Linked DNA regions of Homo sapiens: region 1 is linked to region 2. Evidence: read pairs that join two places in POLR2A ChIA-PET (ENCODE). Cell type or tissue: HepG2. All regions are shown on one strand. Links, peaks and the distances in the headings refer to the core of each region. The heading gives the core; the rest is flanking DNA.

What was found. ChIA-PET counts read pairs that join two places held together with the same protein. Peaks named below come from ENCODE experiments on the same cell type or tissue, not always from the same donor. Only the 100,000 strongest peaks of a DNase experiment are listed, where the experiment ranks them.
Region 1: POLR2A ChIA-PET joins it to region 2 with 8 read pairs; 3 of 35 experiments call an interaction of 5 or more read pairs at or near these places.

Annotation. Positions count from the first base shown.
Region 1 is chr13:49,572,399-49,577,780 of GRCh38, forward strand. The region is part of intron 2 of RCBTB1 (RCC1 and BTB domain containing protein 1); the gene reads right to left. Among named protein-coding and RNA genes, the nearest start is that of RCBTB1, 10 kb to the right of the region's middle. In HepG2, for the core only: no CTCF peak of the experiment used is centred there; no DNase peak of the experiment used is centred there.
Region 2 is chr13:49,294,857-49,300,217 of GRCh38, forward strand. No RefSeq gene overlaps it. Among named protein-coding and RNA genes, the nearest start is that of CDADC1, 50 kb to the left of the region's middle. In HepG2, for the core only: no CTCF peak of the experiment used is centred there; DNase peaks (open chromatin) are centred at 2,155, 2,740 and 4,545.

The DNA of each region.
Region 1 (5,382 bases), core at 239-5,238, 280 kb after region 2:
ACATCTATTAAATTTGCCTAAACATGAAAGAAAAGTATTAACAGACTTATTCTAACTATGGATTTCATTTCAAAGGAATATAAATGTAGTTCAACTAAATTTCATTTAAATAATCATTCCAGGCTGGGCACGGTGGCTGACACCTGTAATCCCAGCACTTTTGGGAGGCTGAGGCAGGCAGATCAGTTGAGGTCAGGAGTTTGAGACCAGACTGGCCAACATGGCAAAACCCTGTCTCCACTAAAAATACAAAAATTACCCCGGGTGTGGTGGCGCACGCTGGTAATCTCAGCTACTCAGGAGGCTGAGGTGGGAGGATCATCTGAGCCCAGGAGGCAGAGGTTGCAGTGAGCCAAGACTATGCAACTGTCCTGAGTGATAAGAGTGAGACTCTGTCTCAAAATAATAGTAATAATAATAATCACTCCAGAGGGTTGCACAATAATTTAGATGCTTCAAATAGGAAGATATGAAGTGATTCTATTTGTGTTCTATTCCTGTATGAAGGAGGCACTGCTAATGGAAAGAACCTTCAACTGGCCTATTCAGCCCAGGCCTTCCCTGACAGTCAAGTACCTTGGTAAGTACCCTGAGCAAGGTAGCCCAACTCTCTTCCTTCCCATGGTGCTATGGTTTGTCCAAATTATAAGCACCCCCCAAGGAAGCATCCCAACAGAAGCTGCCACCCAAACACGTCATACAGCTAAACTATGTGCACATCCCAAATTCAAAACAAAACCACAAAAATAAATGTACCCTGTAAGACTTAGTTAGCTTAGCTATGTTATAAAACAATATGTCCTGTATGATTACAATTTTTCTAAAGTATAATATATACAGAAATGTATACACCAAAATATATCTCCATGGAGAGATTACAGGTGGCATCATTTTCTTTCTTTGTATTTTTATTCTATTTTTTGGCCTGCCATCCCCACTTCTTTAGTTTGTTCGTTTGTTTGTTTTCGTCAGCAGGGTTGTGGCCAGAAAACAAGTCCTATCAGTCTCCTACCTCACTTCCCCTTTAGAAATTAGATACAATTCCTCATCTTTTTTTTTTTTTTTTTGAGATGGAGTTTCGCTCTTGTTGCCCAAGCTGGAGTGCTGTGGCACGATCTTGGCTCACTGCAATCTCCGCCTCCTGGGTTCAAGCAATTCTCCTGCCTCAGCCTCCCAAGTAGCTGGGATTACAGGCGCCCACCATCACGCCCGGCTAATTTTGCATTTTTTTAGTAGAGACGGGGTTTCACCATGTTTGCCAGGCTGGTCTCAAACTCCCGACCTCAAGTGATCCACCTACCTCGGCCTCCCAAAGTGCTGGGATTACAGGCGTGAGCCACCGCACCTGGCCTTCTTTGTATTTTTAAAATATAGTCCCAAATTTCTCTCTTTTTTTTTTTTTTGAGACAGAGCCTCGCTCTGTTGTCCAGTCTGGAGTACACTGGCACCATCTTGGCTCACTGCAAACTCCCCCTCATCAGTTCAAGCAATTCTTGTGCCTCAGCCTCCCGAGTAGCTGGAATTACAGGTGTACACCACCATGCCTAGCTAATCTTTGTATTTTTAGTAGAGAAGGGGTTTCACCATGTTGGCCAGGCTGGTCTCAAACTCCTGACCTCAAGTGATCCACCCACCTGGGCCTCCCAAAGTGCTGGGATTACAGGCGTGAGCCACCACACCTGGCCTTCTTTGTATTTTTAAAATATAGTCCCAAATTTCTTTTTTTGGGGGTGGGGGGTGGACAGAGTCTCACTCTGTTGCCCAGTCTGGAGTACACTGGCACCATCTTGGCTCACTGCAACCTCCACCTCCCCAGTTCAAGCAATTCTTGTGCCTCAGCCTTCTGAGTGGCTGAGATTACAGGTGTGCACCACCACGCCTGGCTAATTTTTGTATTTTTAGTAGAGACGGGGTTTCACCATGTTAGCCAGGCTGGTCTCAAACTCCTGACCTCAGGTGATCTGCCCACCTCAGCCTCCCAAAGTGCTGGGATTAGAGGCGTGAGCCACCATGCTCGGCCAGTCCCAAATTTCTATAACAAACACTTTGTGACCAATAAAATGAACAAATATTTCCAATGAAAATAAAAGTTCAATTATTTGAATTATGTTTTACCCCTAGGCTGTTAGAAGTTTTAAGATGTATTCTTGCTTTAGATTCATAACGTAGAGTGGCAGAATGTTTCAGGCAAAATCTGGAAAAATGAATTATTAATATAAAATTAAATGTAGATGGTAGAAATGTAAGATGATACAGCTGCTATAGAAAACCAGATGGTGATTCCTTAAAAAAAAAAAAAAACATTAGAATTATATTATCTAGATAAACTCCATTTCTAGCATATACCCCAAAGAACTGAAAGCAGAGACTTGAACAGATAGTTGTATACCAACGGTCAAAGCAGCATTATTCACAATAGCCAAAATGTGAAAATAATCCAAATATCCATGAACAGATGAATGGATAAACAAAATGTGGTCTACACATACGATAGAATATTATTCACCCTTAGGAGGAAATTCTGATACATACAACAACAGGGATGAACCCTGAAGACATTATGCTAATAAGTTAGACAAATATTGCATGATTCCACTTACATGAGGTACCTAGAACAGTCAAATTCATGGAGACAAAGTAGAATTGTGGGTGCCAGGAGCTGGGGGGAGGTAGGAATGGGGAGTTACTGTTTAATGGGTACAGAGTTTCACTTTGGGGTGATGAAAAAGTTCTAGGCAACAAATATGTGAAAAAATATTCAACATCACTAATCATCAGAGAAATCCAAATCAAAACCACAATGAGATACTATCTCACACCAGTCAGAATGGCCATTATCAAAAAGTCAAAAACAAAAGATATTGGCGAGGCTGTACAGCAGAGGCAACACTATACACTGTTAGTGGGAATGTAAATTAGTTCAGCCACTGTGGAAAGCAGTTTGGAGATTTCTCAAAGAACTTAAAACAGAACTACCATTCAACCCAGGAATCCCAAGACTGGGTATACATCCAAAGGAAAATAAATTGTTCTACCAAAAAAAAAAAAAATGCACCTGTATGTTCATCACAGCACTATTCACAATAGCAAAGACATGGAATCAACCTAGGTGCCCGTTGACAGTAGATTGGAAAAAGAAAATGTGGTATATATACACCATGGAATACTACATGGCCATAAAGAAGAACAAAATCATGGATGCAGCTACAGGCCATTATCCTATGTGAATTAACACAGGAACAGAAAACCAAATACCACATGTTGTCACTTAGAAATGGGAACTAAATATAGGGTACACGTGGATATAAAGACAGGAACAACAGACACTGGAGACTACTACAGGGGCAGGGAGGGAGGGGTACACAGGCTAAAAAACTACCTATTGGATACTATGCTCACTACCTGGGTGACGGAATTATTCGTACTCCAAAGCTCAGCATCACACGCTATACCCATGTAACAAACCTGCATATGTACTCCCTGAATCTAAAATAAAAGTTGAAATTGGGTCAGGTGTGGTGGCTCACGCCTGTAATCCCAGCATTCTGGGAGGCCAAGACGAGCAGATCACAAGGTCAGAGATCGAGACCATCCTGGCTAACACGGTGAAACCTCGTCTCTACTAAAAATACGAAAAAATTAGCCGGGTGTGGTGGCGGGCACCAGTAGTCCCAGCTACTCGGGAGGCTGAGGAAGGAGAATGGCATGAACCTGGGAGGCGGAGCTTGCAGTGAGCCAAGATTGCACCACTGCACTCCAGCCTGGGCGACAGGCGTCGCAAAAAAAAAAAAAAAAAAAAAAAAAAAAAGTTGAGATGATTTTTTTTAAGTAGTCTAGAGATTGATGGTGGTGATGATTGTACAACAATGTGAATGTACATAATGTGACTAAAATGTGTAATTAAAAATCATTAAAATGGTAAATTTTACACTATATACCTTTTACCCCAATTTTTTAAAATCAAATAATCATCCTGTGGGCTTTTATCAAGACTGCATTAATAAACTCAAAGATACATTTCTAAAATTAAATATAGAAAGGTTTCAGTCCTAAAAAATGTGTTTGGAAAAGTAAAATCATACTGTTTTAATCATGTCTTGAGAATATAAGTTCAGATTAGGGAAATTCTCAACGGAGCATTTATAAAAGAAATATAGCCTTCTTAGAATTTTCCAGTGCATACAGCAATTTAAACCAGACCAAACAAATTGCTAAGATGACAGGTCCTTCCAGGGCTTGTCATCTTGATAATTATAAAAATGATGAGCTGTAATTAGAATGTCAGTCATCTTTAAATAGTTACTTCTGAAGTACCTCACTAAGATAGTAATTTTTTTGCAAGCCTTCCATGTTTTATTTAGGAAATACTTTCTGAAAAACAATATTAATGTGTTGCAGCCTGAATTACCACTCTTTATGAGTTATTATTAGGTGAATCAATGACTTTTTTTTTTAACTGTATAAAGATAAAACAAGGGTGCAAGGAAAGAAAAGAGGAACGCAAAAATGCAAGCAGAGGTAGAAAGAGTGTAACGTCCTTAAAGATAATATGCCAACCCACTTGGCTCTTCGTATTTTCTCTGGCACTTGAAAATACATCCTGTATCCCCACTGCACTTATCCTACGTCCATTAGTCCTACAGATCAATATCCCATTCCCTGGGATGGCTTATCCTAGCTATTGGCACTGTCCCTCAGAGAACTTGTGGCATGAGGAAGAAAAGGTTATTTTACTTTATACTCTGAAAGCAAATTCAGTCAGGACAAACACAGGCCTTCCAATTTTAGAAATCTACATTTAGAACTGGAAGGCTGAAGGAGTAATGTAGCAACTAATCTTTTAATTCCCCTAAGAGCACATTTATTTTACTTTCCCCAAGGAACAAATATTAAGGAAAGGCTAATTTTATTTTAGTTTATTTTACTGATCTAGCAAAAATATATTTCAACATGCTTATGGAGATTTTAAAAACAACAGGAAATGGAGAGAAATGGTACAGGAAAACTGGTTTTGATGAAATAATGTTCTCAATATTAAACAACAGTGGAAATTTAGGGTTGATCTGTAAGCACATGGCTTCCACACAGACCTCAACTAACCAGAATGTATTTGTTTGGGCTAGTTTAAATTGCTGTTATGTACTGGCTTTTAAATGCCACCAATAGGGTATTCTACCTTTAGATCTGGCTTCTACTGACCTTAGAGCTAAGGAAAAGAGTGGGAAAAGAGTAAGCAATCCTTCAGCATTGGCGAGCACCAAGATTCTGACGCTTCTGGTGTCATTTTAGAAGCATGAAATGAGTTTGTGTCATTCTTTATTATGGAAGCCGATAGCCAGAGGAAACTGGAAGGGCTCTGAATGTTGGAACAATCATTTTAAG
Region 2 (5,361 bases), core at 1-5,000:
TGCTCAAGCGGTCCTCCCCACCTCAGCCTCCCAAGTAGCTGGGACTACAGGCACGTGCCACCACGCCTGGCTAGTTTATTTTTTATTTATTTTTTGTAGAGACAGGGGTCTTGCTATGTTGCCCAGGCTGGTCTTGAACTCCTGGCCTCAAGCAATCCTCCTGCCTCTGCCTCCCAAAGTGCTGTGATTACAGGCATGAGCCACCGCGCCTGGCCAAGTTAGCTTTATTTCTGGGTCAATGAATGGTACCAACACTCTATAAACATGAACTCTATCTTTAGTGACACTATGATACATAAATGAGCTTATCGCCCCTGAATGTCTATATCTAAACCCACGTAACACTTGGGAAGGAGAAAGAAAGAAGTGAGCCCATCTTGGGACAGGAGCTCCTTTGGTGAGTGTAGCACAGAGTGATTTGTTAGGGAAAGCACATGTCTTTCCAGAAGGACATGAGCCAGAACTTTCCTGGAATACTTCCCACCACCCCATGATTCTCAGAAATTGGGGTCCAGGCCAGGATGAACGAGAAAGAAACCACAGTTCATCCCAGTGCTGACACCCGTACCCAGAGAGGCCCGGGCCGGGGATGTATCCCAAGGACAAAAGGTGGAGGGAGGAGGCTGGGGGGAGTTCACTTCCTGTGGAGTGAATGGAAACAGCCTGGCTCTGCCTAATGTGCATGAGGGGCTGGGGGTGGCTTGAACAGCTTGAAGTACCTTGTGTAGTGTGTGCGCACATTCACAATGTTAGAAAAAAACAAAAACAAGAGCTAAGCGAGAAGTCTGAAATACTGTGGTGTATGATGCTGTTGAGTTGCAAGAAATGGAAGCTCGTGAGCCGGGAGGCTTCTGTGTGGCAGATCGTAACTCCTGACCAACTTTGTTTCACCCATGATGATAACCAGCAGAGGTTCTCCAGGTTGTTTATTTTTGAACATGGTACAATTCATTAACAAATATTTGCCAGGGCTTAGCTTACCATGAGCCAGGCACTGTGAGGAGTGCAGTTACAGTGGTGAGGAAAACCAGACACAAACCCTGCCCTCGTGGAGCTTATCGTCTAGTTGGGGAGATGGACATACATCAGTATTCATGAAAATGAATGAAAGGTACACAGAAAAGAACTGGCCTCCCAACAAATACAGGGACATGTTTTTTCAGTTCTTCCACTTCACAGAGATCTGGTACTATTATAATGGCACCATGGGCTGCACTTAGTGGACCCAGAAAGTTCTACTGGTTTGGGTTTTTTAAAAGATATCCTACACGCTTAAGCAGGGAATCTTTTGGAAACCTCTGGAAGAACAATCATATTAAACATGCAAATAGGGCTGGGCACGGTGGCGCACACCAGTAATCCCAGCACTTTGGGAGGCTGAGGCAGGTGGATCATGAGGTCAGGGGTTTGAGACCAGCCTGGCCAACATGGTAAAACCCTGTCTCTACTAAAAATACAAAAAAAAAAAAAAAGAAAGAAAGAAACTAGCCAGGCATGGTGGCGTGGGCCTGTAATCCCAGCTACTCAGCAGGCTGAGGCATGAGAATCACTTGAATCCAGGAGGCGGAGGTTGCAGTGAGCCAATATCGTGTCACTGCACTTCAGCCTGGGCAAAAGAGCAAGACTATATAAAAAAAAAAAAAAAATTGGACCATGACCCTTAACCTCAAGATTCTGTGACTTGTCAGGGTGGAAAAAAATGTATGTAAATAAGTATAGATGTGATAAGCTTTAATAAAGAGCAGGGGAATTTAGAGAAACTGTACCAAGCATTAAATGTATTATTTTTAGTAACCAGAAATTCCTTCTATTGATGTAATTAAGATTTTATAGTGTTTGAGAGGCCAAGGCAGGAGGACCACTTGAAGCCAGGAGTTCAAGACCAGCCTGGGAAACATAGCAAGACCCTGTCTCTCCAAAAAGAAACTAAAAAATTAGCCAGTTGTGGTGGTGCACACCTGTAGTCCCAAGCTGCTAGAGAGGCTGAAGCGGGAGAATCACTTGAGCCTAGGAGTTCAAGGCTGCAGTGAGCTATGCTTGCACCACTGCACTCCAGCCTGGGTGACAGAGTGAGACACTGTTTCAAATAGAAAAAAAACTGCATATAGTACTTTACTCTCAGATATGAGTGTTTCTGTTGACCAGGAATTTTACCATTCCTGGTTCTCTGATGCGGAGGTGGCCTTGTGAAAGGACACAGTTTCTGCTGAGCTGAACACGCTTTAGTGTAATCTGATGAAGAACTTCTATGCTGGTTGCGGTATTGGTGGAAAGTGTTTTATTTTGCAGAAAAAGCACAAATTCCACAGAGGGCAACAGTTATCCATTCACTCCATAGCTATCTATTGCTGCATGACAGACTACCCCCTAAAACTTAGTGGCCCATGCCACTATTTTATTTTGCATGATTCTGTGAGCCAGGAATTTGGGCAAGATTCAGCAGAACAGCTCTACTCCCTGTGGCACTGGCTGGGGTCATGGACGGTTGTGTGCCACTGGTGGGTCAGTTGAGAGGGGGGCCCAGCCGGCACAGGGACAGTGAGGCTGGACCATCCAAGGGGCTTCTTTCAGGTTTCTGGTGCCTCAGCTTGGATGGCTGAAACAGCTGGCAGCTGGCCAGGGCTCTCCAGCAGGGTGGCCAGACCTCTATGAGGTGGCAAGGGCTCTGAAAGTGAATGCTCCACAAGGATGGGCCCAGTGTGTCCCCCTTGCATCATGCTGGCTCATGGATCACTGGCCAAGGCCAGTTTCGTGGCCACACCCAGAGTCCATGTGGAGGGGCCTGCACAGGACATGAAGCCAGGAGGTATAGTTCACAGGGGAACACAAAAGTAACGTTCACTGCAGGGACAGAGCAGATCACTGAAGGGAATGCCACTGGGAATCGAGCCCCATGTCCTGGCCCCTGAGCAGAGTTCTGTCCCCAAGACCATTACTCCTCATGGAACTTTTCACCTCCCTCACACTTACGGCAATGCTAACAGTCACTACACACGGTTCTGAGAACCTTCAAATTGAAGCCCTCATGATGTTTCCTAAGAAGTTGCAGTTGTCCAAATCCACAAACCCAGATTTTAGTTGGCAAGTCTGAGAGGTTCTGGGTAACTGTTTTGCTGCACAAACGTGGGTATTCCTGAAAGTTTAAAGATTCATCTTCAACATGCTAGGGAAAGCCACCATGATAGCTAGTCTAATAATGCCCAGACCATCCCCTCATTGATGAATGGAAGGCTCACATTTTAAGATGAATATGGGCCAGGGAGGTTTCACCTTTCTTGGCTGAGGTTGATGCCAAAGTGATAAACCTTGGTGCTTCCCGCCTCCCTGTTCCCTGGGGATGGGCCAGAATCAGATGCCATCAGGGACCCTGCAGGCAATTCTGAGAATTCCTTTTAAGAAGACACCTGCAGGAAGGGTGAACCGCTTTCTAGCCCTTCTGCAGCCAGCCACTCCCCCTGCCTTTTGATGACACAGGTTCTGCATAAGGTGAGAGGGAGGACAGGGTGACATCCATTTCTTGTAAAAATGCCTCAATGAGAAAAGGGCCACATGCATTTCTTGTAAAAATGCATCAGTGAGAAAAACAACAGCAGCAGCAACAACAGCAAATATTTACTGAATCTCCTAGTATGATCCAAGCCCCCAAATCAAGAAAATGTGAATGCTGATGTAAAAAAGGAAGGTATTTGTTCAAACTGCCTGGCCAGTGTTTTTGAAGAAAACAGAGATCTCCAGAGACCCCTTTTTTGGTCCTAAGTAGCAAGCAAACAAGTTCATTAAATGTGTACTGTTTATTTGTGATGTCTCCAAGCAGAGTAGTTGGCTCTTGTTATATATCTGGGAGAATAATCAATGATTTATGCTTCTGACAGTCTTATCATAGCCATTTACATAATGGTCATGTGTATTTGTGACTTTAATACCCTCTGCATATAGCCTTAATTTTTAAATGGATTACACTGTTTTGCTGTTGTGACTTTGCTTGTTTAATCATAGCTAAGACTTTTCTGAAGTCAAATACTTTTTCCATTATCACAGTGAGGCGTTGGCAAAAAAGTGGGGGCTTGCTGGTTACACTTGCTGAAAATAAATCTTGCGTTTATTTGGACTCTCAAGATTGGAGCTCTGAATTCACATAGTCCAGTGTTTATGCACAGAGCACCACTGGCATTGCCATTGATTACGACTGGCATGACCACTGCCAGAGGTTTAGCAGCCCTGGCACACATCCACCAAATGCCATTTCAATCACTCAGAAATTTCTACAACAACAGAAGGCCCCCCACATGTTGGGATAGTGGGCTGCCCTTGCTTGAGCACAGCTGATCGATCCAACCACTGGTCAGCGGTTGCATCTCCTCTTCAACACTCCCCTAAAGGGACAGATCAGCCGGGCTCTGCTCCAGCATCCCCAGCGATGAAGAAGTCACCACCTCCTGAAGCCACATTGGCCTGTCCTCATTATTAACATGTTATTTTTATGGAGTAAACTCCTCCCCCATCACCCCCTCAGACCTTGTCTATAACACAGGCCTCTTTGTGTCTCCTCCCCTACAGGAATGCCCTGGAGTACTTGAAAGTAGCCATTGTGTTCCTGCTGTCCTGTGACAGCCTCCCACCTCTCCTGGAAACTTACTGTGTCATTGTAGCTAGGTTTGCATTTTACAGTGAAGCATTTTTTACTTCACCTCATTAAATGTTCACACTGTGAAGCAGGGATTAGCATTTCCACTGTACGGATAATGAAATGGAGTCTCAGGTTAAACGACTTACCCAAGGCTACACTGCTAACGATTGGCAGAGCCAGAACATGAATCTGCTCCAAATTCAATGCCTTTCATAATTTTCCCAATATGCACTTCATTTTTTTTTCTTTTCTTTTTGAGACAGAATGTCACTCCTATTGCCCAGGCTGGAGTGCAGTGGTGTGATCCCGACTCACTGTAGCCTCGACTTCTTGGGCTCAGGTGATCCTCTCAACTCAGCCTCCCGAGTAGCTGGGACTATAGGGGCACACCACCACACCTTGCTAATTTTTGTATTTTTTGTAGAGATGGAGTTTTGCCATGTTGCCCAGGTTGGTCTCAAACTCCTGAACTCAAGCAGTGTGCCCACCTCGGCCTCCCAGAGTGCTGGAATTACAGGCGTGAGCCACCGCGCCCGGCACAATATGCAATTCGTTTTGTCCAGCCTCTCCCTCTGATGTCTTCATTCTTCCCATTACAACTCCGCATGTCTCCTGTGGTGGAAGGCATCAGTGGCCCCAATTTTTCACCCTTCCCTTTCACATGTTTTGCCAGTTCCATCAGCAGGTGGAACTTGTTGGGGGACTTTGTTTTCAATAGAATAAGATGGAAATGT